Regions from separate parts of the Mus musculus genome. Here regions 2 and 3 are each linked to region 1. A link is a contact called in ENCODE Hi-C or POLR2A ChIA-PET data. All regions are on one chromosome and are shown on one strand. The core of a region is the stretch at or near the end of the contact, and the rest is flanking DNA. Distances in the headings are between cores, read along the strand shown. Region 1 holds the start of Map4k4 (mitogen-activated protein kinase kinase kinase kinase 4). Region 2 holds the start of Creg2 (cellular repressor of E1A-stimulated genes 2). Region 3 has its middle 11 kb from the start of Rfx8.

Evidence for each region. Hi-C counts contacts between places; a loop is a spot of excess contacts on that map. ChIA-PET counts read pairs that join two places held with the same protein, here RNA polymerase II (POLR2A).
Region 2: a map of left cerebral cortex shows a loop between it and region 1 (6-fold over the local background). The contact joins the promoter of Creg2 here to the promoter of Map4k4 in region 1. A Hi-C loop is called at or near these places in 1 of 37 maps with a recorded cell type or tissue (left cerebral cortex). POLR2A ChIA-PET finds 5 or more read pairs at or near these places in 1 of 5 experiments (embryonic stem cell).
Region 3: a loop to region 1 is called in a map of v-Abl transformed pro-B cells, with 2.2 times the contacts of the local background. The contact joins the enhancer-like site here to the promoter of Map4k4 in region 1. A Hi-C loop is called at or near these places in 2 of 37 maps with a recorded cell type or tissue (both v-Abl transformed pro-B cells).

Annotation. Positions count from the first base shown.
Region 1 is chr1:39,898,913-39,902,564 of GRCm38, reverse strand. It overlaps Map4k4 (mitogen-activated protein kinase kinase kinase kinase 4), which reads right to left and starts at 1,652. Exons shown (of 32, transcript NM_001252200.1): 1 at 1,279-1,652; 2 at 991-1,056. The coding sequence starts at 1,335.
Region 2 is chr1:39,649,501-39,653,152 of GRCm38, reverse strand. Creg2 (cellular repressor of E1A-stimulated genes 2) reads left to right here and starts at 1,971. Exons shown (of 4, transcript NM_170597.4): 1 at 1,971-2,647. The coding sequence starts at 2,213. It overlaps D930019O06Rik (a long non-coding RNA gene), which reads right to left and starts at 1,685. Exons shown (of 2, transcript XR_001778897.2): 1 at 884-1,685.
Region 3 is chr1:39,729,931-39,733,582 of GRCm38, reverse strand. No RefSeq gene overlaps it. Among named protein-coding and RNA genes, the nearest start is that of Rfx8, 11 kb to the right of the region's middle. Within about 2 kb of position 1,927, at least 1 of the 3 ENCODE cell types and tissues checked has a DNase peak (open chromatin) inside an H3K27ac peak, as active enhancers do.

The sequences.
Region 1 (3,652 bases), core at 403-2,902:
CAAGCAAAGATAATTCCAGAAAACCGTTTACCAACAAGAAGGAAATCAGGAAACCGAACGAACGTAAAGGTTTTTGCTTTGTTTTGTTTGTGTTTTTTTTTTTTTTACACTTCGGAGCCTGAGCCGCCTTCTAGACCGAGCGAGCGAAACAGAATGAACAACAGTTCACAGCCTTAGGTGCCAGCTCCGCGGCGACACAGGCCAACAGATTCCTCAGCTTCATCTGCAGCCCAGGGAGGAGGATAAATTTAAAGAGAGAGAACGACCAGGGGTGGCGGGTGTGAAGTCTGGCATCCTCTCTACTCCTTGCTCTCTCTCCTCCCAGCCATCTCAATTACACAGCTGTCACAAAGGTTATTCCTGGAATTCACATTTTATAATCCCCACACTGTAATTCCTCCTGTTCCCGTGGCCCAAAAGCACACTCCCCCGCCCGCTTCCCCAAGATACTGTCCACTAGAACAGGGTATGCTGGCCAAGCTTTAAAATCAGTACCAGGTAACGCTAGCCTCCCCAAGTTGGAGCCTACGGCAAGCACTCCGAAGGCAGAAGCACGATGACATGTCTCAAGAATACCAAGGCAGTGGCTGAGTGGAGTCATAGGCAAGGCCTGTCTACACCGAATTTTAATTCACGGACAAACGCAAACGCATGAAGGCCAGATTTGGAGGAAAGGGGGTTTGGGGGGAGACCCTGTGGTCACCCTCGAACACAAAATTCCTTTTCTATTTTGCTAAAGCCAAGTGCATGCCTAACAGTGTAGCTTATTTCCTTTATCTCAAAGCCAGGAAATGAGGTCTTTTAAGGCCAGTCTGAACACAGGCAAAAAAACAAAAAAGAAAAAGAAAAAAAAAGAAAAGCCAGGCGAAACCCCCTTTCCCAACTTTGGCCAGGCGGCACGGCCTGCAGTCAGCAGCGTTTCGTCACCCTTTCCCTCGTCCCCTAAGAAGTTTCTCCACGCCACGGGGAACAAAGGCGCCCCACACCGACCTTATAGACTTGTCCATAGGTGCCATTTCCAACCACTTCCACCAGCTCAAAAATCCCAGCAGGGTCCTGGAGAGAGAGGAGGGGGAGGTTATCAACTCAAAAGAGGGACCCCAACCGAGGAGGGCGAGAGGGCGGAGGGAGGGATGCAGGGCGGTGACAAAGGCTCGCCCCGCCGGGTCCCCGGGAGCGCCGTGGCACCCGCCCGCCCGCTCGCCCGGCAGACAAAGGGGCCGCCGCGCCCGCGGGTGTCCGTGTCCACCGCGGCGCGCAGGGCGCGGCCGCACTCACCCGCAGGGACGACAGGTCAATGTCCACCAGGCTCTTCGCGGGAGAGTCGTTCGCCATCTTCCCCGGGTCGCCGCTCCGGGAGCGGGCGAGAGAGCGAGAGACGGGCAGGGGCTCGGCGGCGCCGGGGCTCGGGCCGCACGGGCAGGCCGCCGCCGCCCGGGCGGCTTGTCGTCCGGTCGGAGCGGAGCGCGGCGCGGAGAGCGCTGGCCGCGGAGCTCACACCATGGCTTGGCGGTCCTCCCTCGGCCCCCACCCGCCCCCCGGGCGTCGCCCGCCGCCTCAGGCCCCGGCGCCCCGCGCGCGCGCGCCTGCACGAGCGGCCCGGAGCTGGGGCCGGAGAGCGCGGCGAGCGAGCGAGCGCGAGGCCGCGAGACAAAGATGCCGCGGGAGGCGGGGGCGGGGGCGGGGACGCGGGGCACCGACCGGCGCCGCTGAGGAGGGGCGAGCGACTCCCCCGCCCCCTCCGCCGGGAGAGCGGGCGGAACCCGGCCCTCGCCCTCGCTCGCTCGCCGCCCGCCCGCGTGAATATTCAGCAGGGGTGGGGCTCGAACAATGGCCGGGCGGCCGGCCCTCCGCGGATGGTGGCCCGGCCCGGGGTGGGGCCGGGAGCCCTCGGGGCCTTCCCGGAGGAAGTGCGGGGCGCGGCGGAACACCCCAGCCTCCGCTAACAATGAATGAAAGACTCGGAGCGCCCCGGCGGCCCCGTGGACACCCCACCCGCGCCGCTCGCCCGGGAGAGGGTGTGCCAGGACGCGCCGGGGTCGGGCCTCGGACCCCTCCGCCGCCTACGGCCGGTCGGTCCCGTAGACCCTCGTTTCCTTTTTACCCCCCAAGGGGTGTTCCTCTCCTTTCTCCTTTCCTGTCTCAGTTTGTGGCTTGGTTGCTGCTGGAGGATTCGCTGAGCATCACTTGACCGTCCGGGAGAATCCAAAACAGTCGCTGTGATTGCTCGCTGCTGTGTTCCCCGAGCCAGTTTGGCCCATGGGAGGGAGGGCGGACGGGCGAGCCCTCTGCTCGGGATCTAAAACCCTGACAGTACCTGGATGGAGATCACCACGGGTCACCAAACAGGCTTCTTCCAGCATGCCACAGCAAGTCAGCTAGGCAGTTCAACTACTGTCCCTCTTTATCACGTCCCAGGACCAGCCAAAAACATGTTTAGTGACTCCCTGTTACCTCACAGCGGGTGTTCTCAACAGTATCCCAGAATGGCCAGGTACAAGATCGCTGTAAAATTGCTTGACTCCCACATGTAGAAGGCCTAGAATGGGCCTGATAAGTTAAGAGATGAAGCTAAGCTTGGTGTTACATGGCGCCCCCCAAAATCCACTGTTTCATGGGCATCTAGTTGTCAATAACGTTCTGCACCTCCCTCCCCACACACTCCACACTGTTCTGATTTAAGCAGTACACACCTTATAGCCTCGGAGTAGAAAACCCCCAATACTGCAATTGTTGTACTCAAACCCTAAAGACCCTAGCCTAGAGAGGAGCGAGCATACTCTCCACTTCGGCCTATACCCAGAGTTCAAGTCGCTGCCCCCAGAGAATGTCCAGCGCTCTTCTGCTTGGGTTACGTTCTAAGATGTTTGACATGAGACTCCATTGTAGAGTGAAATTATATTCGGAACTCCCAATATCTGTTCCTTAGGAAACGCACAGGAACAAAAATGTTGGTGAATTTGTTAGCGCTTGTCTGGTTTGGCTTTGTTATTATTTATTGATAATACAGTGATGTGTGCAGCCCATTTCATATATCTTATCTTACTGTTCTTCACGTGAACCTTGAGTGGTACTCTTAATTTTGCTGCTTTATACATTAGGAAATAAAATCTGAAGAATTACCTCGCCCACTGTGCACAGCTGATGGCTATACAAATACGGCAGTCTCTCGGCACCGCCCCCCTCCCCAACCCACCCCCACTCCCAGTCCCTAATCCCAGTCTTTCCACAGGTTAACATCAGACCTATGACATGGAGGCCTACCTCATACCACTTCCTTCTTATCTATATGAATCCTTTCCCATCAGTTCAGAGCCATTACAGCCATTACATCCTACTATCTCGGATTTCTCCAAGCCCCGCCCCCCCCAACCCCTATCCTAAGATGCAGTGAGCAGGATCCGTACTGAAGCCATTGTTTTCCATTTTCAAGGCAGTATCTATTATTGAAAGGGCAAGCCAGCGCCCAGGATATCTGAAAGAGCATCACAATTTGTCCTCAGAGAACTTAAAGCTAATGTCCAAAGGGCAGTTTGTAAATACGCATAATATTATATTGTAATTCCAGCCAGACAGAAAGAACACTAAGCAGGTGTTCTCTGAAAGTCTCCTGGATTTAGAGCAAAGCTGAACTGGGTTTGAACCCTGGCTC
Region 2 (3,652 bases), core at 722-3,221, 250 kb after region 1:
AGCAAATAAGTCAATGAGTACCTATCATTGCCCTTCTCCCAGACATGGGTAAGAGCCAATAACGTCTCTTAATCTGACAATAATCTAAATAGATAAGAATGAAGAAAATAGGAGCTCTTACACTCTGATAGTATAATTGGCGTTTAAGCCAGTTTGACATCCCATAACAACTTTTTACACAGAATTAACTAGCAAAGTTAAATACACTCAAGTCCACGTCTTGACCTCTAACAGGTCCACGGGAGTGACGTGTGAATCTGTACAAATATACCCTCTCTAGCTTTTACAATACAACATCTCGATACCCATAGAAATAAAAGAGATCTGTGGGACTCCTCTGAGGTTCTACAGCTGAACTCATTCCAGCAGAGGAGGCACATGCCTCTGCCATAGCTGGCCAACTCAGGCATGAGGAAAGAGAAGGTGGATTGATCCTGCCGTGAGAGCCACAGAGGAACTGAGATTACCATCTGCAGGTCCTCTCCCCACACTGACATATCAGTTCAATCCCTTTTCCTTTCCTGAGGTTGAAACATTCATCGTCTTTTTCCTCTGAGGATAAGCTCTCCCCTGAAACTAGAGATGTCAGGCTTGACACCCAAACCCCGGTGGGGGAGATGTAACCGTCCCCATTTTGTAGAGGCAACAGTGACATGCCACTATCCCACAATCAGAACATGATAGGACAAGATCTGGATTATTTTTAATTTGTATTTCAGGGAGGAGGAGTTGTTGGTTTTTATGGTGGATCTTGAGGTGGTGTCTCATGTAGTCTAGGCTGGTCTCAAATTTGCTTACCTAGCTAAGTCTGACCTTGAACTCCTGAATCTCCTGCCTCCACCTGTCGAGTGCTAGGATAGATAACAGGTGTGTGCCATCATACCTGGCTGCAGTGTGTAGTATTTCCATGACTCCCCATTGTGCCTCTCAAGACCATGGAACACATCTTTCCCCTAAACAGGGGATAAGAGGGTCTGTGAAGCTGGGGAGAGAGCAGCAGCCGATAACAGCAGAAGCCATGAGAGTAAACAAGATGTCTTGGGGAGAAACTGAAGACACCATCAATGTTTCAAAGCAGACGGAGAGCAGAGAAGGGGTTGTGGGGTGGGGGGTGGGGAGGGGAGAGAGAGAGAAAGAGCAGCCAGGGGCATCCAGGGAGAGACAAGAAGTTCCCATGCAAAGAGAAAGAGACCAGCTGTGTTCACAGCTGACATCCAGGCATCCAGGAAGAGTCACAGGAGTTTCACAGCAGGGCACAGTGAAGACATGTAGGAAAAACTCAAATCCCATTTCAAGATACTTTCTTATAGAACCAGTTAGTGCAGGACTCTTGCATTTTAGGAATATAAGCGATAGAAAATATTCCATGGTGGGACAAAGACTGGATATCATAAGAACAGGTAAGAAATTATAATTACTTTGAAGTTATTTTGATATCTATTAAACTTCTTACTGGAACAAGATGGTTTTTAAAATACGCTATTAAGCCGGGCAGAGGTGGCACACGCCTTTAATCCCAGCATTTGGGAGGCAGAGGCAGGCAGATTTCTGAGTTCGAGGCTAGCCTGGTCTACAGAGTGAGTTCCAGGACAGCCAGGGATATACAGAGAAACCCCGTCTCGAAAAAAAACAAAAACAAAAACAAAAAAACAAAAAAAAAAAACAAAAAACAAAAAACAAAACAAAACACCCAACAACAATAAAGTTCTATTAGTCTGTGTCGCTAACCGCAGGACACTGCTGACTGGGTGAGTGATGGAAGATGTGGGTGTATTGTGGTTCCCGGTTCTGCGGAGGTGATGGGGTGCAATAACTGAGCCTGGTGATGCCCTTCTTGTTGGCTCAGAGAAGTTAATCAGCTTGGTAGAGTCGCACAGCTGACGAGCGGAGGAGTGCATTGAGCCTGAGCTGTGAACGCCCACCCTCTGGCTGCAAAACGCTTGCCATCCTGCGGAAAACCAAGACACGCGTGGACTCTGCGCCCAGCAGCGGCGGTGGACGCAGGGGACTCTGGTCGTGCAGCAGACTTCGCTTCTTACGGGAGTGTAAGGCAATAGGGAACCCCGGCCCCCGGACTGATTGGAGACCCTCAACCCGGGAATCCTATCACGAGGAGAAGGGTTCCGACGCACGCTCCGCCGCAGGGGGGCGCCCCTGGCTGGCCGCTGCTTGGTCAGTGGTCCCCGCCACAGGGCGCGTCGCCTCCAAGAAGATGTCGCTGTCCGGCAGGGAGCGTCCTGCTTGGCCAGGGAGTCGCCTGTCCTGGTTGCTATGCTGCAGCGCCCTGTTGTCCCCAGCCGCCGGCTACGTGATCGTGAGCTCCGTGTCCTGGGCTGTCACCAACGAGGTAGATGAGGAGCTGGACAGTGCATCCACTGAGGAGGCGCTGCCCGCGCTGCTGGAGGACTCGAGTAGCATCTGGCAGCAGAGCTTTCCGGCCTCGGCGCACAAGGAGGACACGCACCTGCGACCTCGGGGCTCCGCCCGCGCCAGGCCCGCACCGGCCGCGCGTGGCATGTTCTCCTACCGGCGGGAGAGCGGCTCATCTGAGGCATCCCCTGGCCCCAGGGTGCATGCCGGCACCGCCCGCTCCCTAGCCCACGCTAGCTCCTGGGGCTGTCTGGCCACTGTGTCCACCCACGAAAAGGTAAGCCAGAGGTCGGGACGCGGGGGCGGTGCGCGTCTCCCTTCCAGGACGCAGGGCGACTCCGGTTTCACAGGTTCATAGGCTGTGAATGCCCTGTGAATAACGGAACCAGCGTGTGCATGGGTCGGTCCATCTGGCCAAGTGCATGTGAGTGGGGAGGAAGGAGAAGCTGGGAAACAGTCTCGTGGTTAGTGATTGAATCCCTGTGTACTAAAATGGCCAAAGAGATGATCAGATAAACAGTGACAAGCTGGAAACCTGGAACGTAGGCAGGATCGCTTTTGGAATCACAGATGAGGCGCATCCAGCTCCCAGCTCCCTGCAGGCTCCGACAGTCCTGCAGACAGACTCTGGCACCGCCTCCCACACCAAGTGGGTGTGGAAGAGGAACGCCATCCACACTCCGGTAGACATTTACACTTTAAAAAAAAATGGAACTCAGGTTTTTTAGAAAGAGGGCTTAAGCAAAAGGTAACAGCTGGAGGAGCTGTTTCAGCTGCAGTTCGTCTCTTTCGATCCACAAAACTGTATTCACATTTTATCCTGCTTCCTTCCACCCAGAATGGCATGGAGAGGGGCCGAGGCTCTGTATTCCCTAAGAATAGCCTCCAGAAAGCTTCTAGTCCTGTCTGGTAAACAGAGCTGTGGGCCCAGCCCCTGTTGAATCTGTGCAGGGAAGGGCTTTGTTATGTATCCCGCGGTGTGGGAGTCTGGTTCTTGCCACAGCTCTGGGTCTCACTAACCCCAGCTTGGCCAAAACATCTACAAAACTAAGAAATTCGGTGGGCAGAGCTTGAAAGTTCTTTCTTCTTCTTCTTCAAAAATTATCTAATGACAACTTTATCCTAATAATGGCAATGATCTTGTTCTCTTTCTACATCTGAGTCTAAGCCAGTTCTGTATTCCCAGGGTTCAAAGACTTTTTACACGTTTAACATATACCTTAGAGAATACAGACTTTAAGTATGAAGCTAATCTCTAGGTTTACAACAAATCAGTTCAGAC
Region 3 (3,652 bases), core at 678-3,177, 170 kb after region 1:
TGGTGCCATCCCTGGGCTGGTGGTCCCAAGTTCTATAAGAAAGTAGGCTAAGCAAGCTTTGCAGAGCAAGCCAGTAAGCAGCACCCCTCCATGGCTTCTGCATCAGCTCCTGCCTCTGTATTCCAGCCCTGCAGGAGTTCCTGTCCTGACTTCCTCCAGTGAGGACTGTGATCTGGAAGTGTGAGCTGAATTAACCCTTTCCTCTCCAACTTGCTTTTTTAAAAGGTCCTGGCGTTTCATCACAGCAATAGCAACCCTTACTAAGACAGCTCCTCTGGGCTGGTATAAGATTATCTCAGGGTTTTCTCTGTAGAGGAGAAACAACAGATATTAGAAGTCCATCCATTCAAAAAAGAGAGCAAGCTTGCTCAAGTGGAATGTCAGTCTGCCAGGGAACACAGAGAACCCATGCGGTCCTTCGCTTTAGGAGGGATAGTTAGGTTACATAGAACCAAAGACCTCTTAGGCATCTGTCCTTTCTGGTCCCTCAACTGGGCTTCTGTGGCCTCTCCCCCCAGCTTCCCTGGGCATAGTTTTGGGAACCATGACCACAATGAGTGGTCGGGTAGTGTAATCAGAGGGAGGTAGAGAGGTCTAGCTGCGTCTGCTTGGAAAAGGCTCTGAACACATTGTCAGGAGTCTGGCACAGCTATGATGTATGAAAACTTTATTTAAGAAGTTGACCTTGGCTGGGCAGGAGTGGTGCATGCCTTTAATTCAGAGGCAGGCAGATTTCTGAGTTTGAGGCCAGCCTGGTCTACAGAGTGAGTTCCAGGACAGCCAGGGCTACACAGAGAAACCCTTTCTCGAAAAACCAAAAAGAACAAAAAAAGAAGTTGCCCTTGACAACGAAAGCTGAGCACACCTAATCCAGACATCACAAATCTGAAAGGGGCCACAAGTTAAACCTTTCTGATCGGTCACATGATGCCAGGAGTGGAGACCTTTCACACACCAGGGTGTGACCACTTACAATCAACCCAGTGGTGTATGTGAAACATAAGTAAATTTTGTGATTGGACTCGACTCCTGTCCCCAAGATATTTCATTATGTCTATGCAAATGTTCCAAATATAATACATAAATCTGAGATCAGAGACTCTTCTGGACCCACCATTCAATTCAAAGACTCGGCCTCTATTTACCACTTGGCATGGCCTTGTGAGGGTCTTACCGCTGGCAGCATTTATGAAGACAGGCTTGTTTGCGAAGGCGGGGATTATAAAACCCACTCTGCTGTAACCATCTGCAGACATCCACTGGGATTCGTGTACCTTTGTTCTCCAGCGGAGTTCAGGCAGATGCCCTTGTAAACGATGCCTCCTTCCGGCTTCCTTCTGCGGAGGAATCCCAATGGTAATTAGTGGGAGCATCCCATGACCAACAGGAAGCTATCTCAAACACATGTGCGGTTTGAAGATGCCTCAGTAAAACTCATTTCATGGTGGGGTCTGCACAGGGAGATGATTCCATGCAAGATGACAGGAGCCAGCAGCTGTTTGTCTGTGTTCGTACCAGAGTGACCCACAGCATAAGGCAAGAGGAAGACGAAGAACTGTGCCCCACTTTTACAAACTAACCCTTTCACCCTTAAAATGCTTAAAAATATTTCCACACATCTAAAGTAACGATTTAGGGTGGGTTTTCACCCATTCTTTAAAAAAAATTGCTCAACAAAGTAGACAAAGGCTTACACTTTTGTGGGCAGCTACAATTTGAGACGGTGCCTAACTGTCCACCCCACGCACCCTTATTTGACAGCTTTTACGCAACAGCTCATTAAGCTCCTGCCAGCCCTGTGCTTCCCAGTTTTCTCTTGCCTGATCTTCTATTAGCCTTCCGGAGAAGTCTGCTTCCGGTGTGCCAGAGTTCAAATACAATACACTCTGAGTTGCAATGGGCTCCGCTTTCTGTGACAAATGAGGGCAGTTTCTTCTCATTCCTCGAATTCTCTGAGTTCCTCCGAAGATAATGTTGTTTGTTACACCACATAGCTAGCTTTCCGTACAGCCTTGGGGAACAGGAGAAAGGAAAGAGACCTCTATGACAAGTGGGTGTCTCTATGGTGCCCCAGATTACTACCTTGTAGTCCTAAGTAGTCCTAGCTACTTAGGAGACTGAAGCAAAGAGATCACTTGAGCCCAGGGGTTCCAGGATAGCCTACACAACATAGTAAGACCTGGTGGGGAGGAGGGGATATTGTTAGTTTCAATGTTCCTATTGATCTCAATTGGGGCAACATCCAACTAGTCAAAAGCAAAGTGTAGAGTAGGAAAGTACAGTGCTATGTAGGAATGATTTTGACTCTCTCCAGTGAGAATTTTAATGCACTATAATTTGAAAGTCTGCAGCCTACCGGTTTAAATAGTGTCTTGCAGGCCCAGACGGACAGTCCAAGCTGGCTGTTCTCTGCAATGGCCCCTTTGCTCATTTGCCTGCTACACTGTGAGTTTCTGACCCGATGCATTCCTTGTGCTCATTAGGTTTATTTAAAAACCTATCATTGCCTGGGGGCACCTGGGTCCATCCACTGAACGTGGATAATTGCAAGAATTGGACAAAATTAAGCATCCAGGATCATCAGAGGTGGCTTTGTGCACAGATAAAGCCCAGCTGCTGCCCTCTTAGAAGGTGAATGGAGACTAATTGGATAATCTAGAGACCAATTAGCCTGAAGGGGGAAAAAGAAGTCGCTGTAGATATAAGAGATGCATTCTCCGTCAGAGGAGTGTTGTGTGCCTAAGATGCAGCTTAAAGAACTGAAATTCTATGTGATAGAAATATTCAAACCTATTTTCTTTGCATCGGTGTAAGACAGCAGAAATGCTGAGCCAGAATCAGACAGCGATGGGGCTTTTCTGATCTGGGAGAGTTCTAGGCATGGGTCAGGCTGTCCCTTCAGCTACAAGTAAAAGTTTTTATTATGTCAGTTGCTGTGGATCCTTTGAAATGAAAATGGTCTCTAAGTGTACTTTTACATAGCACTTAGGTAGTTTTACAAATATTATGCTGGTAAAAAGTCATGCGCCCTTTGCATACTTAGCTCATTAAGAAGGCTTGGGCTGGGGGATAAACCTTCTAAGAATGTCACTGCATTGGCATGTAACTAATCAAAGTTTGAATCTGTCACATGCTTGATCACATGATGTGGGTGGCCCTTGAGGCATAGAAGGTGTGAAGTTGACCCTGTTTCGACCTGCAGCCTTACTTCCTGAGCCCTCTAATCAATAGGCATCAATAGCTTTGGGCTAAAATGAGGTAATGCTTGCATTGTGTAGCATCAACCATTGGAAGTAACAACTCACAGAAACCAGTAGTCAACCCAAGAGTCACAGTGTCACCTGTATTTCTGATGTCCAACAATAAGCCAGGAACTCGTTGGTGCTCGCCCCACACACAAACATTACACAATCTAAGTGGGGTAACAAGATCTGGAATGACAGACAGGCATTCGCCTTGGTTCTGTCTAGTCTCTGGGGACAGGAGCTGGTATCTTGCGCCACTACCTGAGTGGCAGGGGGATCGGCTGATGATGAATCAGCCTCTGGGATGGGAGGAGCCATGGCCTCTGTTGCCCTGAACCAGTGAGCAGGAGCCACCTGTTCACTGCAGGAAGCCCAGGATCTGAGCTCTTGGGTAAAGCACGTGAAAG